Regions from separate parts of the Homo sapiens genome. Here region 2 is linked to region 1. Evidence: chromatin loops called from intact Hi-C (ENCODE). Cell type or tissue: PC-9. All regions are shown on one strand. Each heading gives the region's core, and the rest is flanking DNA. Links, peaks and the distances in the headings are about the cores only. Region 1 overlaps LOC105370029 (a long non-coding RNA gene). Region 2 overlaps OASL (2'-5'-oligoadenylate synthetase like).

Region 1 (10,832 bases), core at 509-4,508:
AAGGAAATGGAGAATGTAGTCAGGCTACTGTTCAGAGGCCCCTTAATGCTCAGGGTAAGGGGAGGCCCAGGGCAGTCCTCCTGCCTCCTCCCCTGCTGAAGCTAGGACTCCTCCCCAGTAATTTGTCTTTTTGTTGGTTTGTTCATTTTAAAATTATTTTTATTTGCTTTTGTTTTTTGTTTTGGCTCCCGCCAGGAAACGTTTTTTTTTCTTTCTTTCTTTGTTTTAGAGACAGGGTCTCACTCTGGCACCCAGGCTGGAGTGCAGTGGTGGGATCATAGCTCACTGCAGTCTTGAACTCTTGGGCTCAAGCGATCCTCCTGCCTCAGCCTCCTGCATAACTAGGACTACAGATGCACACCAGCTGATTTTTAAATTTTTTTTGTAGAGACAGGGTCTCAATCTGTTGTCCAGGCTGTCTTGAACTCCTGGCCTCAAGGGATCCTTCCACCTCAGCTTCCCAAAGTGCTGGGATTACAGGCGTGAGCCACAGTGCCCAGCAACTTGTCTTATATTTTGGGGTTCCTAGTATGACTGTTTGAAGAAAGGGGTCTGAGACTTTTCAAGGACTGAGATGCACTTTCCTAGCCAAGAGTTCTTTCTGCAACCTGCACCACTACCTTCCCTGCTGGGGAGCTCTGGGTGTGTCATCTTAGAAAAGCTCTTTGTCTAAGGCCGAGCGAGGTGGCTCATACCTGTAATCCCAGCACTTTGGGAGGCCGAGATGGGTGGATCGCTTGAGGTCAGGAGTCTGAGACCAGCCTGACCAACATGGTGAAACTCCGTCTCTACTAAAAATACAAAAATTAGCCAGATGTGGCAGTTCATGCCTGTAATCCCAGCTATACGGGAGGCTGAAGGACGAGAATCACTTGAACCCGGGAGGCAGAGGTTGCAGTGAGCGGAGATTGCACCGCTGCACTCAGCCTGGGTGACAGAGTGAGACTTTTGTCTCGAAAACCAAAAAGAAAAGCTCTTTGTCTGAAAGCTCTTTTATTGCACCTGGATTTGCCTCCTGCTGACTCATAAAGGCCAATTTGTCTGCTCATTCATGCACACATGCACTTGATGTTTATTGAGCTCCTACTATGTGCCAGGCCCCATGCAAGACTTCCTGTCCTCAAGGAGTTCAGACTCTAGCAGGGCAAACAGATCAGAAACCAGAGAAATGTAATCTAGTGGCCTAAGTGCTACATATTAGTAGTACCCACTAGGTTAGCCTAGAGCCCTGGAGGTACATAAAAGGCACCCGATTCAATCTGGTGGGTGGGTGTGGGGAGGAATGGACAGATCTACTAGGACCTCAAGGATCAGCAGTGCTTAGTTAGGAGAGGTGGGCATGGTGGCTCATGCCTGCAATCCCAGCACTTCGGGAGGCCAAGGCTGGCGGATCACTTGAGGTCAGGAGTTCGAGACCAGCCTGGCCAAATGGTGAAACACCGTCTCTACTAAAAATACAAAAATTAGCCAGGCATGGTGGTGCGCGCCTGCAATCCCAGCTACTCGGGAGGCTGAGCAGGAGAATCACTTGGGAGGCAGAGGCTGCAGTGAGCCGAGATTGCGCCACTGCACTCCAGCCTGGGCAACAGAGCAAGAAATAGCAACCACTATTTCTGGTCTGGGAATAGCATATGCAAAGGCCCCGAGGTAAGGGAGAGTGTGGCCCTTTTGGGAAACTAAGTGGAATTTTGTCTAACTGATGTACTGGGCTGGAGAGAGGAGCAGAGAGAGGTGACGCTCAACAGGGAGGCAGGACCCCATCCCTCCGCAGACCTTGGAGTGTGGAGAGGCTCAGATGGGAACTCTGAGGGGCTGCCTTCTGGCATTAGCCAGGCCCACGGCCACAGAAACGCTGGTGCTATGAAGGGCTCACCTTTGGGGACAAATCTGTCCAGAAGATAGAAGAAAACCCAGGCAGCTGAGGGTAGCCAGGAGGCGTCCCCATAGCAGTGTGGTTAAAAGCATGAGTTCTGATCAAAAAGCAGAGAGCTAGGCTGGGTGCAGTGGATTGCACCTGTAATCCCAGTGCTTTGGGAGGCTGAGGTGGGAGGATCACTTGAAGCCAGGGGTTCAAGACCAGGTTGGGCAACATAGTGAGACCTCATCTCCACAAAAAATTTTAAAAATTAGCCAGATGTGGTTGCATGTACCTGTAGTCCCAGCTACTTGGGATGCTGAGGTGGGAGAATTGCTTGAGCCCAGGAGTTCGAGTCTGCAGTGAGCTATGATCACGCCATTGTATTCCAGCCTGGACAACCGAGCGAGACCCCATCTCAAAGACAGACAAACAAAAATACCAGAAAGCCAGACATTAGATACCACTGATGAGAGAACACAACACCAGCCCCTGGGGTTGCTGAAGGGATCAAATCTGAATCTGATCATGCCTTGAGATCCAGCCAGCAATTTGCAAAAAATCCAGGGGCAGAGAAACATGTTGAGCTGTACCATGAGGAGGACATCAGTTTTTGACATCCACAAACTCCAAACTGGGAAAAACAATACAGGTCAAATGGCTCATATTCTTCAAAGCAAATTACAAGAAAAAGAAAGAGATGGGCCGGGCATGGTGGCTCACGCCTGTAATCCTAGCACTTTGGGAGGCCGAAGTGGGCGGATCACCTGAGGTCGGGAGTTCGGGACCAGCCTGACCAACATGGAGAAACCCTGTCTCTACTAAAAATACAAAATTAGCCAGGCGTGGTAGCACAGGCCTGTAATCCCAGCTACTTGGAAGGCTGAGGCAGGAGAATTGCTTGAACCCAGGAGGCGGAGGCTGCAGTGAGTCAAGATAGCGCCATTGCACTCCAAAAAAAAAAAAAAAAAAGTGAACTTATAGATCAAAAGAGACTAAAAAGTATCGTGTTTTAAAAAGTGGGCCTGACTAAATGATAGTATGTAGGGATGTGCACTTGGGTGAAAAAAAAAAAAAAAACCACAAAGAAACCCAAGGGAGGCTGGGCGCAGTGGCTCACGTCTGTCATCCCAGTACTTTGGGAGGCTGAGGTGGGTGGATCACTTGAGGTCATGAGTTCAAGACCAGCCTGGCCAACATGGCGAAAACCCGTCTCTACTAAAAACACAAAAACTAGCCAGGCATGGTGGTGTGCGCCTGCAATCTCAGCTACTCAGGAGGCTGAGGAACGAGAATAGCTTGAACCTCGGAGGCAGAAGTTACAGTGATCCGAGATCGTGCCACTGCACTCCAGCCTGGGCGATACAGCAAGATTCCATTGCAAAAAAGAAAAAAAGAAAAAGATTTTTAAAAAGAAACCCAAGGGAATTATTACTATAAAAGTCAGGAAAGTGGTTGCTTTTAGAGAGAAGGAGGGAAAAAGCTATGATTGCAAAGGGGCACAGAGAGGAGCTTCTGGGGTGTCTGACAAAGTTCTATTTCTTAACAAGTAAGGTGATTACAAGAGTGCTTGCTTCATGATAATTCACCAAGTTGTACAATTGTTCTGTGTGGTTTTCTGTGTCTTATTTTACAATAAAAAAAATATCTAAAAAGGCCTGGCGTGGTGGCTCACACCTGTAATCCCAGCGCTTTGGGAGGCTGAGGTGGGAAGATCACGAGGTCAGGAGATCGAGACCATCCTGGCTAACATGGTGAAACCCCGTCTCTACTAAAAATACAAAAAATTAGCCGGGCATGGTGGCAGGCACCTGCAGTCCTAGCTACGTGGGAGGCTGAGGCAGGAGAATCGCTTGAACCCGGGAGGCGGAGTTTACAGTGAGCCGAGATCGTGCCACTCACTGCACTCCAGCCTGGGTGACAGGGCGAGACTCCATCTCAAAAAAAAGAAAAAAAAGTCTAAAAAAAACCAAGTGCAGGTTCAGGAGCCAGCTATCTGGTTTCCAATCTGAGCTCTACTACTTATCAGCCGCGTCATCTTGGGTAGGTTATAAGACTCTTGAGGTCTCAGCTTCCTCATCTGTAAAATGGAGATGATGTTATAGGGAGGCAGGAATTCTACTACTAAACCACCAGTGCTTCCTGACCAGGGGGATGATGTGATAGGGTTGTTCTGAAGATGAAACAAATTATTCTATGTGAAGCCTTTGGAATAGTGCCTGGCACGCAGTAAGCATCGTAAATGTTTTTGCTGCCTGGTGTGGTGGCTCATGCCTGTAATTCCAGCACTTTGGAAGGCCAAAGTGAGAGGATCGTTTGAGCCCAGGAGTTTGAGACCAGCCTGGGCAACACAGCAAGACCCCATCTCTATTTTAAAAAATTAAAAATTAGCCAGGGATGGTGGTGGGAATCTGTGGTCCCAGCTACTCAGGAGGCTGAGGCACAGGGATCACTTGAGCCCAAGAAGTTGAGGCTGCAGTGAACCATGTTCGTGCCACTGCACTCCAACCTGGATGATGGAACGAGGCCATATCTCAAAACAAAAAATTAAATAGAAGTATTCACTATCATTCTTGTCGGTTGTTATTCTCCAGTTGCCTACCACTCTCTCCCATGTGTCATCACGCCTCAGCGATTCCTTCTCAAGAAAAGGAGAAGAGAAAGTTGGGCATGGCATTCTTGAATGGCTATGGCAGAACCTCTTATTGACAGTGACAAGATAATCACAGCTTAAATCTGGGATCTGGCCCTAGACCAGGGAGGGGCTGTCTGCAAGGCAGCCCTGATCCTGCTGTGCCTGTAGCAGGAACTGCAGGGCTGGAGTATCCTTTCATCTCCCTGGAGGTGCCTGCTGCTTGCTTCTGCACTCCAGCTAATGGTTGTCTTTCCTACAGAGGGGACAGGGGTCTGAGTATCATGATTGAGGGATGAGCTCTGGTGTTAACAAGCACATGTTTTTTGGCAGGGCGGGGTAGCCATGCCTGTAATCTCAGCACTTTGGGAGGCCAAGGCGGGTGGATCACCTGAGGTCAGGAGTTCAGACCAGCCTGGCCAACATGGTGAAACCCCGTCTCTACTAAAAATACAACAAAAATTAGCTGGGCATGGTGGTGCGCACCTGCAGTCCCAGCTACTGGGGAGGCTGAGGCAGGAGAATCGCTTGAACCCGGGAGGCAGAGGTTGCAGTGAGCCAAGATCCCGCCACTGTGCTCCAGCCTGGACAACAGAGAGAGACTCTCTCTGCCAACACCCACCTCCGCCAAAAAAAAAAAACACCAAAAATACCAAGCATCTGGTTTCTGACCCCAGCTCTGCCACTTAAGGGAGTTAAGGGATGTACATGTATAGGATGTATGTGTGAAGGGAGTCCCTCACTGTTTATTTTTATTTTTAGTTTTTTTAAACATTAGTTTTTTGTTTTTTGAGGCAAAATCTCACTCTGTCACTCCTGCTGGAGTGCAGTGGTGTGATCTCGGCTCACTGCAGCCTCTGCTTCCTGGGTTCAAGTGATTCTCCCACCTCAGCCTCCCAAGTAGCTGGGATTACAGGTGTGCACCGCCACGCCCAGCTAAATTCTGTATTTTTAGTAGAGATGAGGTTTTACCCTATTAGCCAGGCTGGACTCAAACTCCTGACCTCAATTGATCCACCCGCCTCGACCTCCCAAAGTGGTGGGATTACAGGCGTATGCCACTGCCCCCGGCCATTATCTGTTATTAATGATAATAAATTATCTACCCTGTGGGGTGGATGTGAAGAAATTAACCCTTGCATAATGCTTAGTGGAGGGCCTGGCTCAGGGCCCTCACACATGCTGTTCCCTCTGCCTGGAGTGCTTTTCCTTGTACTCTTTGAATAGCTAGATCCTTCTCATTTCTGGAGTTGAACTTAAATGTCTTTTTCTTGACTTATCTTTTGAAGGAAGGACAGAAGTCACCACCACAGCTCATTTGTATTCTTCAGAGCACACATGAAATCTCTGGCCTGACATATTTATTGTACGACAATATGTTTGTATCTGCTTATTGTTTGAGGCTCCCTCCCCCTCACTAGAATGTAAGCTCCATGTTGGTAGAGACCATTTCTACCTTGTCCAGCATAGTGTCTTCAGTGTCTAGTAGGCACTTAGCAATGATTTATTGTATCAGGCAGGCACAGTGGCTCACACCTGTAATCCCGGCACTTTGGGAGACCAAGGCAGGCTGATCACCTGAGGTCAGGAGTTCGAGACCAGCCTGGCCAAAATGACGAAACCCCATCTCTACTAAAAATACAAAATTTAGCTGGGCGTGGTGGTGGGCACCTGTAATTCCAGCTACTTGGGAGGCTGAGGCAGGGGAATCGCTTGAACCTGGGAGGTGGAGGTTGCAGTGAACTGAGATCGAACCACTGCACTCCAGCCTGCATGATGAGAGGGAGACTCCATCTCAAAAAATAAAAAACAGCCTTGATTCCTAGTCTCATGGAGATAATAGTCTAGACTCTGCTGTCCAATATGGTAGCCACTAGCCATATGTGACTATTTAAATGAATTAAAATTAAACAAAGAATTAGTTCCCCAGACATACCAGTCACATATCACCTGTTCAATAGGCACATGTGGTGTGGATAGACTACCTTCCCATCATGGCAGAATGCTCTTGTCTGGAGGGGCAGCTGACAAGTAACCTGGCCATTTATAATCCAACGTGCAGGTGTGGCTATAGGACTCGTTACCTCCCCAATGTGTCTGGATCTAGGAAAGAAACTGAAAAGAATAAAACAGCTGCTTTCTTTCTTCTTCTTCTTTTTTTTTTTGAGACAGAGTTTTGCTCTTGTTGCCCAGGCTGGAGCATGATGATGTGATCTCGGCTCATCACAACCTCCGCCTCCCGGGTTGAAGCGATTCTCTTGCCTCAGCCTCCTGAGTAGCTGGGATTACAGGCATGCGCCACCACACCCGGCTAATTTTGTATTTTTAGTAAAGATGGGGTCTCTCCATGTTGGTCAGGCTGGCCTTGAACTCCCGACTTCAGGTGATCCGCCTGCCTCAGCCTCCCAAAGTGTTGGGATTACAGGCATCAGCCACCGCACCCGGTCAGCTTTATTTATTTCTGAGTATGTGTACTTTAGTCCTTTTTATTCACCATCTCACTCTGTCTTTACACCTCATTTCCAGGTGAGGAAACTTAGGTTCAGAGAAGGAATGTGACTTGCCAAGCTTACACTGACAGTGGATAGTAAAGACCCTCCTGGCATTCCTGACTCAACAATTGTGTCCTTAACACAATGTAAAAAGTCTGGGAGATGATGATATAGGCAGCTAACAAGCCGAGTGCAGTGGTACACGTCTGTAATCCTAGCTACTTGGGATCAGTTAAGGCCAGGAGTTTGAGTGCAGCCTGGGCAACATAGTGAGACTCTGTAAGTCTGTAAGGCATTCTCTTGAAGTTTGTGGTTTTTTTTTTTTTTTTTTCCTGAGATAGAGTCTCACTCTGTTGCCCAGGCTGGAGTGCAGTGGCATGATCTCAGCTCACTGCAACCTCCGCCTCCCGGGCTCAAGCGACTCTCCTGCCTCAGCCTCCCAAGTAGCTGGGACCACAGGCGCCTGCCACCATGCCTGGCTAATTTTCGTATTTTTGGTAGAGACAAAGTTTCACCATGTTGACCAGGCTGGTCTTGAACTCCTGACCTCAAGTGATCTGCCTGCCTTGGCCTCCTAAAGTGCTGGGATTACAGGCATGAGCCACTATGCCCAGCCTTCTTTTTTTTTTTTTTTTTTTTTTTTGAGACAGAGTCTCACTCTGTTGCCCAGGCTGGAGTACAGTGGTACGATCTTGGCTCACTGAAGCCTCTGCCTCCTGGGCTCAAGTGATCCTCCCACCTCAGCCTCCCAAGTAGTTGGGACTACTGGCATGCGCCACAATGCTCAGCTATTGTTTTTATTTTTTGTAGAGATGGGAGTGGGGGGTGTCTCACGATGTTGCCCAGGCTAGTATTGAACTCCTGGGCTCAAGCGATCCACCTGCCTCAGCCTCCTGAAGTGTTGGAATTATAGGCGTGAGCCACAGCGCCCAGCTGAAGTTGCTTTCTATCGTACTCATTGCAACTCTAGGAGGCTGAAAGTTATCACCATCTCATTCACAGATGAGGAAACCAAGGTGCAGAAGGGAAATGATTTGTCCAAGGCCACCCAGAAGGGAAGGCACTTGTTTTTTCTGTTCTCTGCCTAGACAATGAGCACACTGGGCCTGGCTGGCTTCTTCGCTGTGACTCATATCCTCTTGGGGGACATGAAGACACACCAAGTCCATTCTCCCTCCTGCGAAGTTGGGGACCCGGCCAGGTTTCTCAGTTCGAGTTGCACCCTGGGGGCCAGGACCAGCAGACACGGTGGGCTGGCTCCCCACCTCTCTGGATGGCTCTGGTCCCTCTGTGGTCTAACTCCCAGAGGCCCAAGGTGAGCAAACTTGGTCTTGGGACCAAACCACCCACCTCAGAGTTTCAGGGCTGGCAGGACTGGCTCCCACCCCTGCCTTGTGTTTGCCTTTTGAACTTTTGTTGTGAGTTTATCTTTAAGGGGGAAAAATATCCCATAAACTTAAAAATAGGCAGGACTTAATTAATAGTACGCTTTGTTCTTCTGATCCTTATCTGGACAGGAAGACACAACCCTTTTCAGTTTTATGGGTCAAGGTGAAATTGCCTCTCGGGGCTCAAACACAGCTGCTGCACCTTCCCCTTTTGAACTCTGGTTCCCTTTGGTTTTTTCTCCCTTGGGGAGAAGGGTATTTCCCACTCCTTAGCCTCAGCACTTCATCAAGGTCTTTTCTATTTATCAGATTGCCAGCGGTACCTGTTATAATTATTTCTTCATACATAATTAATAGCTTCTGTGCACTGAGGACTTCTATGGGCCAGGCACGCTGTGAATGGCTCCTAACAGCCCCACATGGTAGGTCTTCTAATTATATCCATTGTACAAGTGAGACAACTGAGGCCCAGAGAGGAGAAACGACTTTCCAAGGGCCACACAGCTCTAAGAAGTGGAGCTAGGCTTTAAATCCAGGTCTCTATGCCCCAAACACCCACGACTATGATTTACTGATCACTTAGCTACGTGCTCAATGGTCCCACAATGCTAATTTTAAAAACCACATCCTGGACGGGCGTGGTGACACATGCCTGTAATCCCAGTACTTTGGGATGCTGAGGGGGGGGCAGATCACTTGAGGTCAGGGGTTCGAGACCAGCCTGGCCAACATGGTGAAACCTTGTCTCTACTAAAATACAAAAAGTAGCCAGGCGTGGTGGTGTATGCCTGTAGTCGCAGCTACTTGGGAGGCTGAGACAGGAGAATCACTTGAACTGAGGAGGCCAAGGTTGCAGTGAGATGAGATCACGCCACTGCACTCCAGCCTGGGTGACAGAGTGAGACACCATCTCCAAAAAAAAAAAAAAAAAAAACCAACTTTAATTTTTTGTTTATTTAAAATATGTTTTCTTATTTTTAACAGTCCTACAAGGTGGGCACAATTATTCTCTCCATCCCACAAATGAAGAAACTAAGGATCAAAGAGGTGAATTCATTTACCCAAAGTCACACAGTGACTAATGGCAGAGCTGTGATTTGCACCAAACTATGTTTGCTACATAGCCAGGCTCAAAGGAAAAGAAGTATATTAGATGCCAAAACATTGGATTCTGGCTGTTCATTGTGTGACTTTGGACAAATCCCTCAACTCTCTGAGCTTTAGCTTCTCATCTGCAAAAAAGGGAACATGACCTAGTTTTCCAACGTTTTGAGGTCATTAAGAGCATCGGATAAGTAGGAACCAATGATTATTGAGAAGCTGCTCTGTCAGGACCTGGGTTTATATGCCTTATATCAGTTTTGGATGAAATTTTGGTGAATTTTGGGCTGGGCGCAGTGGCTCATGCCTGTAATCTCAGCACTTTGAGAAGCCGAGGTGGGCGGATCACCTGAGGTCGGGAGTTCAAGACCAGTAAGACCAACATGGAGAAACCCCGTCTCTACTAAAAATACAAAATTACCTGGGCATGGTGGCGCATGCCTGTAATCCCAGCTACTAGGGACGCTGAGGCAGGAGAATCACTTGAACCCGGGAGGTGGAGGTTGCGGTGAGTTGAGATCGCGCCATTGCACTCCAGCCTGGGCAACAAGAGCGAAACTCTGTCTCAAAGCAAGAAAAAAAAAGAAAAAAGAAATTATGGCAAATTTTATCTTTAAAAAAGTCTCTTCTGGCCAGCATGGTAGCTCATGCCTGAAATCCCAATACTTGGGGAGACTGAGGTGGGCGGATCACTTGAGGTCTGGAGTTTGAGACCAGCCTGGCCAACATGGTGAAACCCCATCTCTACTAGAAGTACAAAAATTAGCCAGATGTGGTGGCACATACCTGTAATCCCAGCTACTCAAGGAGGCTGGGGCAGGAGAATTGCTTGAATCCGGGAGGCAGAGGCTGCAGTGAGCAGAAATCACACCACTGCACTCCAACCTGGGCAACAGAGTAAGACTCTGTATGGGAAAAAGAAAAATTCTCTTCCATGTCGTCTGCATTTTCTACAAAAAGTGTATCTTTCTTCCACAGAGAAAAATAACTGCTGCCCATTTAAGAACTACCTATTTAGTCCTTACATCAATGTGGTGTGCGTTTCAGGAGAAAGGAGACTCAGCAAGAAAGGAAGTGATGTGACTGGGAAGCCGCTGAGGAAGGAACTGAACCCAGCTCTGTCTGACCCCCAAATCTTGGTTCCTGTTACTCTAACGAGGGCAAGTCCTCCATCCTGAGAGAGTGCTGGAGGATTTGCAGAAATGTTTGCAGCAAACCAGCCCCAGCTGAAAGAGGTGGGAATGCAGCCGCCCCAAGTGTTTCTGGGCTCTCAGATGGGGATGACCTTCCACAGCAGGGAGGGGAAATGGGAGACTGGAGCCCAAATTCCTCATTGTCTACAGAGAAATGGCCTGGGTCCAGGG
Region 2 (10,832 bases), core at 3,450-7,449, 360 kb after region 1:
TTGCTTCAAGAGAAGGCATGCGATCTAAGTTGGCTCAACTAGAGTAAAGCCTAGTTCTTTTGTTCAGTGGTTGAAAGAAGAGAAGTCCTCCCATGTGTGAATATGAGGGCAGGAATAGTTGTGGCCATTTTGCCACCAAGAGGGAAACAAGCCAAAGGACCAAGCTGACATATAGAGGAATGAGAAGCTGAGAGAATTCCAGAGAAACAGAGCCAGTGCCCTCACCAGTGCCTGAAACCCGCCCCCCCCGCCCGCCCCCCCTACTGTTTAGGGGTTTTCCTACATAAGCTGATAATTCCCTTTATTGTTTAAGCCAGTTTGAGTTGGTTTTTGTGTTTTTCTCTTACTTGCAAAAGGAAGCATCTTAACTGACAGTGGTCACTTCCTGTGTTAAGAATCTCACTGAGGCCGGGCGCAGTGCCTCCCGCCCGTAATCCCAGCACCTTGGGAGGCCGAGGCGGGTGGATCACTTGAGGCCAGGAGTTCGAGACCAGCTTGGCCAACATGGTGAAACCCCGTCTCTACTAAAAATACAAAAATTAGCCAGGTGTGGTGGCAGGTGCCTGTAATCCCAGCTACTTGGGAGGCTGAGGCGGGAGAATCGCTTGAACCCAGGAGGAGGAGGTTGCAGTGAACCAAGATCATGCCACTGCACTCCAGCCTGGGCAAGAGTGAGAACTTGTCTCAGAAAAAAAAAAAAAAAAAAAAAAAGAATTTCACTGATACATTGATATTTAGCCAGAAAGTGAAAAATTTTGGTCAAATATTCAGTAGTTTGATTTGTGGAAGTAAAACTGACATATTTTCCTATGGCCATCATATATGAATATTAGCTCCCATCCCAAAGTCAGAGGAGAAAAAAAAAAGCTATAACACTTTGGCCTTGAAACAAACACAGAATCATCTTGTATAATTCTCATCTCCCAAATAAATGAAACCTTGGGCCTTTCCTATAGGTCACTGACTTACTAACAAAAAAACTTTATCCTTGACCTTAGAAATTCAATTTTGAATTAAAATGTATTTATAAGGCTGGGCTCAGTGGCTCACGCCTGTAATCCCAGCACTTTGGGAGGCCAAGGCAGGTGGATCACAAGGTCAGGAGATCGAGACCATCCTGGCTAACACGGTGAAACCCCGTCTCTACTAAAAATATAAAAAATTAGCTGTGCATGGTGGCGGGCACCTGTAGTCCCAGCTACTCGGGAGGTTGAGGCAGGAGAATGGCATGAACCCGGGAGGCGGAGCTTGCAGTGAGCTGAGATTGCGCCACTGCATTCCAGCCTGGGCGACAGAGCAAGACTCTGTCTCAAAAAAAAAAAAATTATAAGTTAATTAATTTGTTTTGTAACTTTTTGCAAATTCATCCTTAACACTCAATTTTGTAAACCATAACTAATAACATTATAATTTTGTTAGAAATTTAAACTCATGGTAATATAACTTATTTTCTTCAATATTAGTGAAATGTTACATTCTTAAAACTTAGATGATATATAAAATGTAGGATGCCTGTAATCTGTAAGATGTAAGCCTTAGTGAATAGATAAAAAAAATACCCAGCTCAACTTACTTCACCTCCGGGGCTCAAGTGATCCTTCCTCCTCAGCCTCCTGAGCAGCTGAGACTACAGGAACCCATCACCACCCCCAGCTAATTTTTGTATTTTTGTATTTTTTGTAGAGACGGGGTTTCACTATGTTGCTCAGGCTGGTCTTGAACCCTTGGGCTCAAGTGATCCTCCTACCTCAGCCTCCTAAAGTGCTGAAATTACAGGCGTGAGCTACCACATTTGGCCGGTAATTGTTTTTTCTTTAAATCCCTGTTATATTTTATTTTATTTTTTGAGACAGAGTCTTGCTCTCTTGCCCAGGCTGGAGTACAGTGGCGCGATCTCGGCTCACTGCAAGCTCCGCCTCCTGGGTTCACACCATTCTCCTGCCTCAGCCTCCCGAGTAGCTGGGACTACAGGCGCCCGCCACCACGCCTGGCTATTTTTTTGTATTTTTAGTAGAGATGGGGTTTCACTGTGTTAGCCAGGATGGTCTCGATCTCCTGATCTCATGATCTGCCCACCTCGGCCTCCCAAAATGCTGGGATTACAGGCGTGAGCCATCATGCCCAGCCTATTTTATTTTTATTGGATCAAATCTTTCCTTCTGCTGTCTGATTCCCTTGTAACTTCTCTGCAAGTTCTATATAATAAATGATTTTTGTCTCTGAGTTCTGTTTTGCAGTTGGAGTTTCCGTTATCTCGGAGGAAGATTTTGTTTCCAAAACTGACTGAGCTGCTGCCTGAGAAATGTCCCTGAGGGCTGTTTACACTCACACATGCCCTCTTTTCGACTCCTGGGGTGGAATTAAAGAAATCCTTCCCCTTGTTAGTCCTTAACCTGCTGTGACGAATGGCCACAGTACCCGGCGAAGCTGACATCTGCCAGGCCTAGACTGTAATTGAAGGGTAACAAGAACATGTGGGGTGGGTGTGGTGGCTCGTGCCTGTAATCCCAGCACTTTGGGAGGCCAAGGTGGGAGGATCGCTTGAGACCACTTCGAAACCAGGCTGGTCAACATAGTGAGACCCTGTCTCTACAAAAGAAAAATAAAAAAAATTAGCTGGGCATGGTTGTGCATGCCTGTAGTCCCAGTTACTTAGGAGGCTAAGGTGGGAGGATCACTTGAGCCAGGGAGGTCTTGATCCAGGGAGGTGGAGGCTACAGTGAGTGGTGATTGCACCACCGCACTACAGCCTGGGCAACAAAGCAAGATCCTGTCTCAAAAAAAAATAATAAAATAAAATAAAAATAACTAGTTTACTGAAATACTGTAGAGCACCTATTTTTCTCCTTCCTTCTCTGTTTCTTTCTCCTCTTCCTCCTCCTCTCCTCCTTTTCCACCTTCTTCACTGACGGTTTCACTTTACATTTCAAAAGACTAGCATTCTCTCCCTCTCTACCTGCTTCCATTTCCCCTGGCTGCAGCTTCCTGAGATGAAAATCAGGCCCTGCCTTTCCTCCTCACCCTCTTCCCTCTCCTTGCCCCTGCCATCCTGGCAGCCCCCTCACCTGCTGGTACCAGTGTTTCACCAGGCGCAGGAGGCTCTTCAGCTTAGTTGGCCGATGTTTCACGAAATTTCTCTGCAGCTCGCTGAAGGATGGGCAGAAATTTCCAGGACCACCGCAGGCCTTGATCAGGCTCACATAGACCTCAGGGGGTGGCTGGGAGTTGGGAAGAGAAGGCCCTGAGGAGTGAAGGAGCAAAGGAAGAGATTGGGGATTGAGGAAGCCAGAGGGTGGTAAGTAGTATTTTGGGGAGAGCCTGCCTTTACATTGGAAGTATCCCTCCAGGGACACTTGAGACCTCATATCTTCAGAAACCAAAGGTTTGCCTTGTCTAATTGTCCTTTTTGTGAAATTCTTACTCTGGAGAACCAACATTGGGCTTTCCATGCATCAGACCCCTCCCTGGATGTCCTCAATGTCCCTCATTTTCTTTAATATCTGTTTTGTATCTCTTTCAATACTCATAGGGAGGCCGGGTGTGGTGGCTTAAGCCTGTAATCCCAGCACTTTGGGAGGCCGAGGTGGGCGGATCACCTGAGGTTAGGAGTTTGAAATCAGCCTGGCCAACATGGTGAAATCCTATCTCTACTAAAAATAGAAAAATTAGCCAGGCATGGCATGGTGGCGGGCTGTAATCCCAGCTACTCGGGAGGCTGAGGCTGGAGAATCACTTGAACCCTGGAGGTGGAGGTTGCAGTGAGCCGAGATCACGGCACTGCACTCCAGCCTGGGCGACAGAGCGAGACTCCGTCTCAAAAAATATATATATATATAAACTCATAGGGAGAACCAGGAACCAGTTCCATGGTACACATCACTGAGACATCCCAGCACTCTCTTCCTTGCTAAAATCAGATCCTGTCTCTTATACCTTCTCCAAAGAGCAACTCCACGCAGCCAGCCACTACAGCTGATAGGAGTTAGCACATGAGATGAAACCTCTAGGATCTGGGCTTGCAGCATGTAGGTTTTACTTCAAACACCTAGGACTCTGCCCGAGGACAAACAACAGGGGCCAGTGAGTTAGTGCTCCCAAAGCAGCCCCCAACCAGTGACGGCTGGGAAGCTGGTGAGTAAGCACGCCAGCGTCCCACTTGGGATCCCGAAGAGGTTCGCTCCATAATGGGACTGTGAGTTCTCCCAGGACATGAAGCTCAGGGTGGTGACTTGCCCATGGACGCACGTTGTATTGAATTCTTGCCTTTCCCATCTCAGTTCCATACTTCCCTACCGGTGTTTCCTGGGAGGAATACCCAAATAAACTGCGTATCCTCACATCCATGTCTTAGGATCTGCTTCTATAAAATGCAGTGACAGACCCCCACTCCCACTTTTAGCTCCTTCCCCTCACTGGGTGTCAGAGCCTCCTGAATGTTGTTTCCCCAGAAAGTCACTTCCTGAGCACCCTTTCTGTGGTTACCCAGGCCACCCCATTCTTTTTCTCTGAGCATTTACACCATTTGCAATCATGTTTTTTTGTTTGTTTTTTTGTTTTTTGTTTTTTTGAGACGGAGTCTTGCTCTGTTGCCCAGGCTGGAGTGCAATGGCGCGATCTTGACTCACTGCAACCTCCGCCTCCTGGGTTCAAGTGATTCTCTGCCTCACCCTCCTGAGTAGCTGGGATTACAGGCGCCCACCACCACACCCAGCTAATTTTTTGTATTTTTAGTAGAGATGGTATTTCACCATCTTGGCCAGGCTGGTCTTCAACTCCTGACCTCATGATCCACCTGCCTTGGCCTCCCAAAGTGCTGGGATTACAGGCGTGAGCCACCGCGCCCAGGCTGCAATCATGTATTTATCTCTGCAATTCTTTGGTCAATTTCTGTATTCCAAGTTGAGCAATATGATAGCCAGAGTTGAGTTAATCCTGTGCACTGCAATAACCCAGCCCCAAGCATAGGACACAGATGAAATGAATAAATGTGGGTGTGTGCACGTGGCCATGAGTAAAGGTGAGACACTGGGAAGTCTCCTGGGGTGGGCAAGTGTGTGAGTCGGGTGAGCTTCCCCTCCCCTTACCCAGGGCTCTGTAGGCAGGCACAATGGTGACCGTGATGGGCTCCGCAGTCCCCCTGGTCTGGATGGTGAAGACGAGAGCATCGGGGACTCTCTGCTCCATCCTCAGGTCCTCGAGCCCGAGGTCCAGCAGGTCCTGGCTTTGCCACATGGTTTTCCATATCAGCCTCAGAACATCTTTGTGATGCTTGGCTGCCTCCTGGAAGCTGTGGAAACAGCTCAGAAACGCCACCAGCTCCACCTCTCTGGTGCTCCTGAGAACCGTGCCATTCCCGAAGGAGCCCACCTGCAGAACACAGAGCCCCGTCACCCTGAGGCCCACTGCCATGAGCCAGGCAACCCCTGCGGCACTTCACATGCACTGTCTCACTGAATGCTCACCACCCGCTGAGGGATGGGTTGTGGGTAGTACTAATACCCACACTTTACAGGTGAGAAAACTGAGATGTCTGGAGGATCTCGAGACATGGGATGGAGAAATGGGGCAGCCTGAAAAAGATCTTGACACTTCCCTGTTTCTTAGCTAGGTAAATGTTCTGACTCCTAAGACCTTCATCTCTAAAATGAAAGCAATGGCAGAATATGAGTCACTGGGCTACTGGGAGGATCAGATGAAATAATGTATGCCAAGGGTTTGGTGGGGTGCCTGGCACACAGGAAGTCAGCAACACATTTGTCTTTCTCCTCATTAGTCATTTGTCTCAGGTCTCGCAGTTTGCAGCCCTCAGAGCCCAGACTCTTTTTTTTTTTTTACACAGGGTTTCACTCCCGTTGCCCAGGCTGGGCTGCAGTGGCATGATCTTGGCTCAAGCAATCCTCCCACCTCAGTCTCCCAAGTAGCTAGGACTACAGGCCTGCGCCACCATGCCTGGCTAATTTTTGTATTTTTTGTAGTGACTGGGTTTTGGCATGTCGCCCAGGCTGGTCTCGAACTCCTGGACTCAAGCGATTTGCCCCCTTGGCCTCCCCAAATGCCCAGCTTCTTATCTACTACACTGCATTGCTTCTGAGACCCAGTCTTCTTACCCACAGAGTAAGGCCTACTCCAGAGGAATGGTAGCATCTACTCCATAGGGTTGTTTGAGGATTCTGGGGGTGGTGGTGGGGCTGAATAATTTCATGACATTATAAAGCAAGGAGCAAGTTTGCCTGGTGGATTTAAGAGCCATAGGCTGTGAAATGGAGCAGCCTGAAAAAGATCTTGACTCTTCCCTGTTTCTTAGCTGGGTAAACATTCTGACTCCTGAGACCCTCATCTGTAAAATGAAAGTAATGTTGGAACAAGAGTCACTGGGCTACTGGGAGGATCAGATGAAATAATGTATGCCAAGCGTTTGGTGGGGTGCCTGGCACACAGGAAGTCAGCAATACATTTCTCTTTCTTCTCATTATCCAGCTGACTTAGACAATCTCTTCTGCTGCCGGGGGGTCAGTTTTCCTGTTAGTAATGGAAGGAGGTCGAGAAGGGATTTTTCGATGTTTTGAGATTCTAGATGAGCTCTCCAGGCCCTGGTGCCTCTGGTATGCAAAGCGCCACAACTCTCTGGCCTCCTCTCCTTCTCATTCTGTGTTGGGAGGTGGAATTGCTAGGGAGGCATCAGACCCCCAGAAGGCTACTTTTCTTGGTGGTTGGAGTCACTGCACAAGAATCAGATTCCAGCTGTTGCCGGATGATATAACATGCCCTGTGTGACATGAGCACGGATGCTGGATGACATGAGCACGCCCTGTGTCTGGCACCCATAAGAGCCCTGTATACATATTATTCCTTTTAATCTTTACTTCCCAGCCAGGCATGATGGCTCATGCCTGTAATCTCAGCACTTTGGGAGGCCAAGGTGGGCGGATCATGAGGTCAGGAGTTCGAGATCAGCCTGGCCAACATGGTGAAAGCACATCTCTACTAAAAATACAAAAATTAGCCAGGTGTGGTTGTGTGCACCTGTAATCCGAGCTACTGGGGAAGCTAAGGCAGGAGAATCGCTTGAACCCAGGAGGCAGAGGTTGTGGTGAGCTGAGATCTCGCCACTACACTCCAGCCTGGGCGACACAGCGAGACTCCATCTAAACAAAACAAAACAACAAAAAAAAACGCCTTCACTTCCTGTATTGAGGTGGGTACTAGGAGAATTATCTCCAATGTACAGATGAGAAGACTGAGGCAGTGAGGAGCTTGCCATGGTCTCCCAGCCAGAAGGCAGCAGAGTCAGAGAAAGAGCCAGAACTCAAGTAGGGGATGGTTCTTCCGCCTCTTTCTTCCTCGTGACCCAAGGCTGTGAGCCAGGCCCTGCTTCCAAGGGACCATGGGCATTCAGACCCAGCACCTCCACCCCCTGGGAGAGGGTTGGAGATGGCACCCTGTGTGTGAATGAAGGACACATTCCCCCCGAAGGCCAGTCTAGACTTCCCTTTCTTTTTGAGACAGGGTCTTGCTCTGTTGCCCAGGCTGGAGTGCAATGGCACGATCTTCACTCACTGAAGCCTCGACCTCCTGGGCTTAAGCAATCCTCCCACCTCAGCCTCCGGAGTAGCTGGAACTACAGGCATGCACCGCCATGCCCAGCTAATTTTTTATATATATTTTTGTAGAGTCGGGGGTCTCACCATTTTGCCCAGGCTGGTCTCGAATTCCTGGGCTCAAGCAATCCTCCCACCTTGGCCTCCCAAAGTGCTGGGATTACAGGCGTGAGCCACTGTGCCTGGCGTAGACTTCCCTTTCTGCCTTTCCCACTGGTAAGATCCAGGCAGAGAGAAAAGAACACATCCAGAACAGGCTTCCTGATTTGCTTCAGTTTTAAACCTATTTAAGCACAATTCATTTGAAGACGAGCATTCCCTTATGTGGACCAGCTCCGCTCACTAGATTTTCAGAGGGTGGGGAACGGGAGGGTTTAGACTCTAAATAAGATATATTATTCCTCATTAGTCATGGCTCACTGGGGATTGCTACCATTTAGTGGTTTCAAGAGGAAAAGTGGCTATGATGTGCAGGAAGTATTTGAGGCTTAGGTAAATAGCATTTCCTGCCGTAAAAACTCATTCTTGGCCGGGCGTGGTGGTTCACACCTGTAATCCCAGCATTTGGGGAGGCCGAGGTGGGTGGATCACTTGAGGTCAGGAGTTCGAGACCAGCCTGGCCAACATGATGGAACCCCGTCTCTACTAAAAATGCAAAGATTAGCCAGGCGTGGTGGAACACACACACACACAATAAACTTATTCTTGTAGCATCCTCCTCTTACCAGACATTCCTTATTCCCTCCACTTTATTCTCAAGTTTGTTGGGGAGGGGGTGGTCTAGGAGGGTCTGCCAGAGTCAGACTTGAGTCCCAGGCCCAGAAGAAAGCTTGGCAAGAATTATAATGATGCTTCTGTTTCTGAGCATTTATCGTGCATGAATCATTCAGCCTGCATTGCACCACTGGCTTGGTGAGGGAGAGATGATGATGATGCCCCAATCACAGATGAAAAGAATGTGGGTTTGAGAAAGAAGAGTGGGAAGGTCAAAACCACACAGCTGGTAAAGGAAGAAGCGAAGAGTCTGTCTAATATCAAAATTTGTGGTTTCTCACTTATAAATTGTATGGCCTCAGGCTTCATATGCTGGGGATAGGTGCAAAGAACGGATAGGGGCCCAGGGCTTCTAGATCCCTCTGTGAGTTGGTTGCCCCTAGAGAGAGAACTTGAGCACTGGGCTGGGAGTCAGGGGTCCTAATTCTAGTCTTGCCTTTGCCACCAACTCGCTGTGTGACCTTGGGGTATCTCTCACCCTCTCTGTGCCTCGGTTTACTTAATTTTTTAAGTGAGTCATTGGTGAGACTGTCTGATTCTCCAAAGTCTTTCTAGCTCCGACCCTCTTGAATTTTGATCTTAGCTAGCACAGGCGGTGGCATGAAACAGCTGGAGGAAGGGCTTGGGGGAAAATCTCAGTGAGGGGGGCTTGGGTCCCTTGAGTCAAGTTCAAATCCCAGCTTCAACACTGTGTGACCTTGGGCAAGTCACCTCACCTCTCTGAGCCTCCATTAAAAAATCATTTTAGGCCGAGTGCAGTGGCTCACTGTAATCCCAGCACTTTGGGAGGCCGAGGAGGGCAGATCATGAGGTCAGGAGATCGAGACCATCCTAGCCAACACGGTGAAACCCTGTCTCTACTAAAATACAAAAAATTAGCCGGGCGTGGTGGTGGGCGCTGTCGTCCCAGCTACTTGGGAGGCTGAGGCAGGGGAATTGCTTGAACCTGGGAGGCAGAGGTTGCAGTGAGCTGAGATCGTGCCACTGCACTCCAGCCTGGTGACAGAGCAAGACTCTGTCTCAAAAAAAAAAAAACAAAAACAAAAATCATTTTATTGGCCGGCCAGACATGGTGGCTCACACCTGTAATCCCAGCACTTTGGGAGGCCAAGGTGGGCATATTCTTGATCCCAGGAGTTCGAGACCAGCATGGGCAACATTGGTGAAACCCTATCTCTACAAAAAATACAAAAATTAGCTGAGCATGGTGGTGCATGCCTGTAATCCCAAGCTATTTAGGAGGCTGAGGATCACCTGAGCTCAGGGAGATTGAGGCTACAGTGAGTGGTGATTGTGCCACTGCACTCCAGCCTGGGTGACAGAGCGAGACCCTGTCTCTAAAAAAAAAAAAAGTCATTTTATTATCAAAAAGTTAAAACACATAGAAAAATAGATGATACAACTAACACTCATATACCCAACTAGTTGATTCAACAAGTCTAAATTCCTGGCTACATGTGCTTAATCTAAGCCACGTTAAAGTAAATTATAGGCACCAAGGAACTTTGTCCCTAAAATACTTCAGTGTTCGTGTCCAAACAAAAGACAACCTTCTGATAACCACAAAACTACTGTTACACCTAACAAAATCAACAATGATTTCCCATATCAGATATATGTACTATCTGATATCTAGGCCAGTTGTCCCCAAACTATATTTTACAGATGGTTCATTCACACTAGGATCCAACCAAGGACCTCGCATTGTATTGGTTCTGAGCCTCCATTTGCTAATCTGTAAACTGGGCAAAGAATAGTACCTATCTCACAGAGTGCAAGAATTAGAGATAGTGTATGTTAAGAGGTTAGTCCAGTGAGCCCCCAAATGTGAGCTATTATTACTAGACTCATTCTACTCAAGGCAGTGGTGCAGTGGGGTGTAGACAGCTAGGTGGGATGGGGTATTCTGAGATGTCATCAGCATGGGCTAGGGATAAGGAGGACAGGGGTCCCCAGCATCCCCAGGGACGTGGACTCTGATACTGGGTTTTGTCTTGCGTGGGGGCTGGAGGAGCCCAGTCTTACCTTGACTACCTTCAGCACCCGCACATCCTGGTCCAGCCCACGCTTCCCCTGGAAATGCTCCTGCCTCAGAAACTCCTCCACGGTCCGCACAGCGTCTAGCACCTCTTCCTTCCACTCCCGGTGGGGCTGCAGCCACTGAGCCACGAAGGAGTCCAGCCTGGAGGCTGGTGTGCTATACAGTTCCTGCATCAGTGCCATCTCTGTCCCGAGAGTACCGCTGCTGGGCAGATATATAGCCAGGCTCCTACCCAGCTCCCTGGCACACACCTCCTTTTTTAAGGTAGCTCCTCCTCAGCTGCCCTCCAGTGCTCTGTGGGAGGAGGGACCCTAGCAGAGAGGAAACCAGGTGTGACGGGCTGACTCCAGGTCCCCCTTCTTGGAGACACCCTTGCTGCAGTAGGGGCACAGGAGGACTCTGGGCTGAGGCTGGAATAT

Evidence for each region. Peaks named below come from ENCODE experiments on the same cell type or tissue, not always from the same donor. Only the 100,000 strongest peaks of a DNase experiment are listed, where the experiment ranks them.
Region 2: a loop joins it to region 1, with 5 times the contacts of the local background. A loop is called at or near these places in 1 of 110 quality-filtered maps.

The regions. Positions count from the first base shown.
Region 1 is chr12:120,669,793-120,680,624 of GRCh38, forward strand. LOC105370029 (a long non-coding RNA gene) reads right to left here. Exons shown (of 3, transcript XR_945449.3): 3 at 6,384-6,602. It also overlaps a transcript of CABP1 not described here. Among named protein-coding and RNA genes, the nearest start is that of MLEC, 12 kb to the right of the region's middle. RefSeq lists enhancers at 4,422-4,521, 10,443-10,552. In PC-9, for the core only: no CTCF peak of the experiment used is centred there; no DNase peak of the experiment used is centred there.
Region 2 is chr12:121,028,377-121,039,208 of GRCh38, forward strand. It overlaps OASL (2'-5'-oligoadenylate synthetase like), which reads right to left. Exons shown (of 6, transcript NM_003733.4): 1 at 10,398-10,832; 2 at 5,085-5,367; 3 at 3,066-3,241. The coding sequence starts at 10,595. Among named protein-coding and RNA genes, the nearest start is that of OASL, 5.5 kb to the right of the region's middle. RefSeq lists enhancers at 10,034-10,535, 10,536-10,832, 10,615-10,832. In PC-9, for the core only: no CTCF peak of the experiment used is centred there; a DNase peak (open chromatin) is centred at 5,705; H3K27ac peaks cover 2,005 bases.